2 separate regions of the Homo sapiens genome follow, and region 1 is linked to region 2. A link is an interaction called in ENCODE POLR2A ChIA-PET data of the cell type or tissue named here. Cell type or tissue: Panc1. All regions are shown on one strand.

Region 1 (2,500 bases), 88 kb before region 2:
GAGCTAGTTAAGGGCCTGCTCAGCTGCCCCGAGCCAGTGCCTGGTGGCCGAACCAGCTCCAAGCTGGTTCTTGCCCATCGCACATGCCGGTGTCCCTCATTCCACATTTCCCCTTCACTGCGGGACATTTCAGCATGCTGAGTCTCCTCAGACACTAGCACAAGGGGGCAGGTGCTTACTGAAAGTCCAGCCCGGGTGCATATGTGGCCTATGTGTGCAGTGATGCACCACTTCATGGCGGGGATACGTTCTGAGATTTTGTCATTGTGCGGTCATGGAGTGCACTTACACAAACCGAGGTGGTGGAGCCTCCTACTCACCTAGGCTACACCGGACAGCAGATTGCTCCTAGGCTACAAGCCTGTCCAACGTGTTCTGGTACTGTATACTATAGGCAATTGTAACATAGTGTAAGTATTTGTGTATCTGGACCTATCTAAGCATAGAAAAAGTACAGTAAAGTTACAGTATACAAAAGATAAAAAAAAAATGGTCCACCTGGATAGGGCATTGTCAGGAATGAAGCTTGTAGGACTGAAGGCTGCTCTGGGTGAGGCAGTGAGTGAGTGGTGAGTGAATGTGAAGGTCTAAGACATTACTGTACACCTTTGTAAACTCTATAAACACTGCACTTAGTCTACAATACATTTAATTTTATTTATTTATTTTGAGATGGAGTCTCGCTCTGTTACTCAGGCTGGAGTGCAGTGGCGCAATCTCGGCTCACTGCAACCTCCACCTCCCTGGCTCAAGCAATTCTCCCACCTCAGCCTCCCAAGTAGCTGGGATTACAGGTGTGTGCCACCACACTGGGCTACTTTTTGTATTTTTAGTAGAGATGGATTTTTGCCATATTGGCCAGGCTGGTCTTGAACTCCTGACCTCTGACGATCCACCCGCTTCAGCCTCCCAAAGTGCTGGGATTACAGGCGTGAGCCACTGTACCTGGCCTAAATTTATTTTTAAATTTTCTTTCTTCAATTATAAATTAAACTTAGCTTCCTGTAACTTTTTTACTTTATAAACTTTTACATTTTTTAGCTTTTTGACTTTTTAAAATAACATCTGGCTTAAAATGCAAACACAATTTATAGCTGTACAAAAATATTTTCTCTTTTTAATATCCTTATTAAATAAGCTTTTTTCTATTTTTAAAGTCTTATTTTTAAATTTTCACATTTTTTGTTAAAAATTAACACACAGACACACTAGCCTAGGCATACACAAGGTGAGAACCATCAATATCACTGTCTTCCACCTCCACATCTCATCCCATCAGGAGGTCTTTAGGGCCAATAACATGCATGGAGCTCTCACCTGTGATAACAATGCCTTCTTCTGGATGCTTCCTGAAGGGCCTGCCTGGGGCTGTTTTACAGTTAACTTCTTTTTTATAAGCAAAAGTAAACTCTAAAATAACAATAAAAAGTATAATAGGCCGGGGCCTGGTGGCTCACTCCTGTAATCCCAGCACTTTGGGAGGCCGAGGGGGTGGATCTCCTGAGGTGGGGAGTTCGAGACCAGCCTGACCAACATGGATAAACCCCCATCTCCACTAAAAATAAAAAATTAATTGGGTGTGGTGGCGCACGCCTATAATCTCAGCTACTAGAGAGGCTGAGGCAGGAGAATCACTTGAACCCGGGAAGGGGAGGTTGCAGTGAGCCGAGATCATGCCATTGCACTCCATCCTGGGCAACAAGAGCAAAAAAAAAAAAAAAAATCCATCTCAAAAAAAGAAAAAAATATATATATATACACACACACAAACGTATACACACACACACACACACACACATATATATATATATGCCGGCCGCAGTGGCTCACATCTATAATCCCAGCACTTTGGAAGGCTGAGGCAGGTGGATCACTTAAGCTCATGAGTTCAAGACCAGCCTGTGCAACATGGCAAAACCCCGTCGCCACAAAAAATACGAAAGTTAGCCATGGCACCCGCCTGTAATTCCAGCTACTCAGGAGGCTGAGGTGGGAGGATGGCTTAAGCCTGGGAGGCAGAGGTTGCAGTGAGCTGAGATTACACCACTGCACTCCAGCCAGGGTGACAGAGCCAAACCTTGTGTCAAAAAACAAACAAACAAACAAAAAACATATAATACATAAACCAGTAACAGTCATTTATTATCACTATCACGTATTATGGGCTGTACATAATCGTGTGTGCTATACTTTTATGCAACTGGCCATGCAGGTTTGTTCACATCAGCAACCCCACAAACACCTGAGTAATGCAGTGTGCTACAATGTTACAGTAACTACTCTTCATGGGTGATAGTGTGTCCGGAATTGGTGGATTCTTGGTTTCACTGACTTCAAGAATGAAGTCGCGGACCCTCGCAGTGAGTGTTACAGCTCTTAAGGTGGCGCGTCTGGAGTTTGTTCCTTCTGATGTTCGGAGTTTCTTCCTTCTGGTGGGTTAGTGGTCTCGCTGGCTCAGGAGTGAAGCTGCAGACCTTCGCGGTGAGTGTTACAGCTCTTA
Region 2 (2,500 bases):
AAGAAGCACCCACTGGAGGGGAATTTTGTAAGGAAAGCATTTTTTATTTACTTCTCAAAGTCAGGGGGAAGGAACTCTGTGACGAGTCAGAGCAGAGGGAAACAAATGCTGGTTTCCCCAGGGCGGGCAAAAACACCATGCAAAGGATGTCAGAAGTCACCATCTGTTTGTCAGAAGAAGCCCTGAAGTGTGGCAGTCGCAGAATGACATTTCATTGACAGCCTGCACACCCCAGGGGACTCCCATGGGTGGGGACAGGCTGCGTGCCCGGGAACTTTGTAGCCAATGGAGACGTTTTGGTTAACCTGGTGGAATAAATACACTCTCCTCTGTGGCCAGTGGACTCTCATTCATCACGTTATCTACTGAGTGTCTGTGATTTTCATGAGAAACAGTGTTGTGTAAAGGACAAAGCAGTACTGCTTTCAAGTCCTGCTTCCACCCGAGTGGGTAACTCCAGCTTTGGACCATCTTGAGGGTCAGGCACTTCACAAATGGCATCTTTGATCATTAATACCACTCTGGGAGTTGGACTCCTTGTCTCCTAGGATGTCGCTGGGTCACTAAGAGCCTGGGCGAAAGCCCCCTCACCGCAGGGACTGGAAGTCAGCTCCCCACCTCTCCAGTCTTTCAGGTGCCCCATGCACATATCCTGAGCCCCTGGGACTTGACGTACCGAAAGTCCTCTGCTGGTCTTCCCCCTCCAGCATGGCCCTGGGGAACAGGTGTGAAGATGTTTGCTGGATAGGTGAGATGCAAGTGTGCCTGAACACTTCCTGAATGTCCCAGAGGGTGAGTGCCCTGGGAGGCACACTGTTACACTGTCCCTTCTGGATTTCGGATGGAGCACAAGCTGGCTGCACAGGGAAAGAGACAAAAGGGAGGATTTTCCCAAAGTCTGTGTTTGGACAGGGCCCAGGTACAAGACCTGCCCCTAGAGACAGTGTCTGGGCCTCCTGCTGCCCAGTGACCAGTGTTCCCACCTTTGGACAAGGAGAGAGGGCCAGGCTCAATTTCTGCAGATGAGAGCTGGCAACAACTTGCTGATGTCAGAAATTCCTTAAACTGAAGGCAGTCTTTTTCAATATCAGAGGCAAAGTGCCTTTTTTTTTTTTTTTTGACAGTCTTGCACTGTTCCCCGTGGTTGGAGTGCAATGGCGTGATCTCGGCTCACTGCAACCTCTGCCTCCTGGATTCACATGATTCTCCTGCCTCAGCCTCCCAAGTAGCTGGGATTACAGGCGCCCACCACCACACCTGGCTAATTTTTTGTATCTTTAGTAGAGACGGGTTTTCACTATGTTGGCCAGACTCGTTTTGAACTCCTGACCTCGTGATCTGCCCTCCTCAGCCTCCCAAAGTGTTGGGATTACAGGTTGAGCCACCGTGCTCGGCCGTAAAGTGCTTTTAAATGTGCTTTAGGTGGCACATAGAAACTCCCTCACACTCGGACACCCTCAAGCCATGGAGCAGTGGGACTGGCCATGTCAGATTTCGTGTCGACGGGCATGTAGTGGGTAGAGGAGAGCTAGGAGTCATCTGCCCAGAGTATCTGGTGGCCCCAATTTCAGAGCACTGAGGCTAGGAATCGGGAATCAGGGCTGGATCCTGCCAGGACAGTGGCTCTGTGAGCACACGTCAGAGGGACTAAGGATTTGGACTCTCCACCCCTCACTTGGGTTGTCTGGCCAAGGTGTGGTGAGGATTTGGTTTAGATGATGCCTCTCTGCAGAAACACCCAGTGGTAATGCATATTCTCATCTCTGAATCACAGGTGGCGCTGACCATGGCTTGTCCCATCCAAGGTCATGGTCACCTTGACCCCTTGATTAGGTGGAGACTGAAGCTTTCTCTGTTGTTGACTTACTCTTTTCCCTTTTATAGTAAATAAAGGAAAGTATTTAGAGACTATGTATTCTCTCTAAAGATCAACCAGTGACAGCCTATTAGATTCTGTCTCTCCACTGCACATAACTCCCGAGTCTCCCATCCCACGACGCATGGAAGCTGAGACCTTTACGCTTCCTAATAACCTGCTCCCAGGACTCCCATTGCCTCTCTGAGACTGTCTCTGTGGTCATTTGCTTTTTTTTTTTTGAGATGGAGTCTCGCTCTGTTGCCCACACTGGAGTGCAGTGGCACAATTTCGGCTCACTGCAAGCTCCGTCTCTCAGGATCATGCCATTCTTCTGCCTCAGCCTCCCGGGTAGCTGGGACTACAGGTGCCTGCCACCATGCCCAGCTAATTTTTTTGTATTTTTAGTAGAGACAGGGTTTCACCGTGTTAGCCAGGATGGTCTCCATCTCCTGACCTTGTGATCCGCTCGCCTCAGCCTCACAAAGTGCTGGGATTACAGGCGTGAGTCACTGCGCCCGGCCTCGGTCATTTGCTTCTATCAGTAGGGACTCAAAGAGTCTTGGATTTGTATTGTATTCAATGGGTCATAATCCAATATTATCACTATTTTGATCTCCAAGTTGTTTACAGTTTGCCTGGTGG

What was found. Peaks named below come from ENCODE experiments on the same cell type or tissue, not always from the same donor. Only the 100,000 strongest peaks of a DNase experiment are listed, where the experiment ranks them.
Region 1: POLR2A ChIA-PET joins it to region 2 with 14 read pairs; 5 of 35 experiments call an interaction of 5 or more read pairs at or near these places.

What each region holds. Positions count from the first base shown.
Region 1 is chr7:47,629,512-47,632,011 of GRCh38, reverse strand. LINC01447 (long intergenic non-protein coding RNA 1447) reads right to left here. Exons shown (of 4, transcript NR_108090.1): 4 at 2,119-2,500. Among named protein-coding and RNA genes, the nearest start is that of LINC01447, 8.8 kb to the right of the region's middle. In Panc1, no CTCF peak of the experiment used is centred here; no DNase peak of the experiment used is centred here; H3K27ac peaks cover 2,500 bases.
Region 2 is chr7:47,541,546-47,544,045 of GRCh38, reverse strand. The region is part of intron 1 of TNS3 (tensin 3); the gene reads left to right. Among named protein-coding and RNA genes, the nearest start is that of TNS3, 39 kb to the left of the region's middle. In Panc1, no CTCF peak of the experiment used is centred here; no DNase peak of the experiment used is centred here; H3K27ac peaks cover 2,500 bases.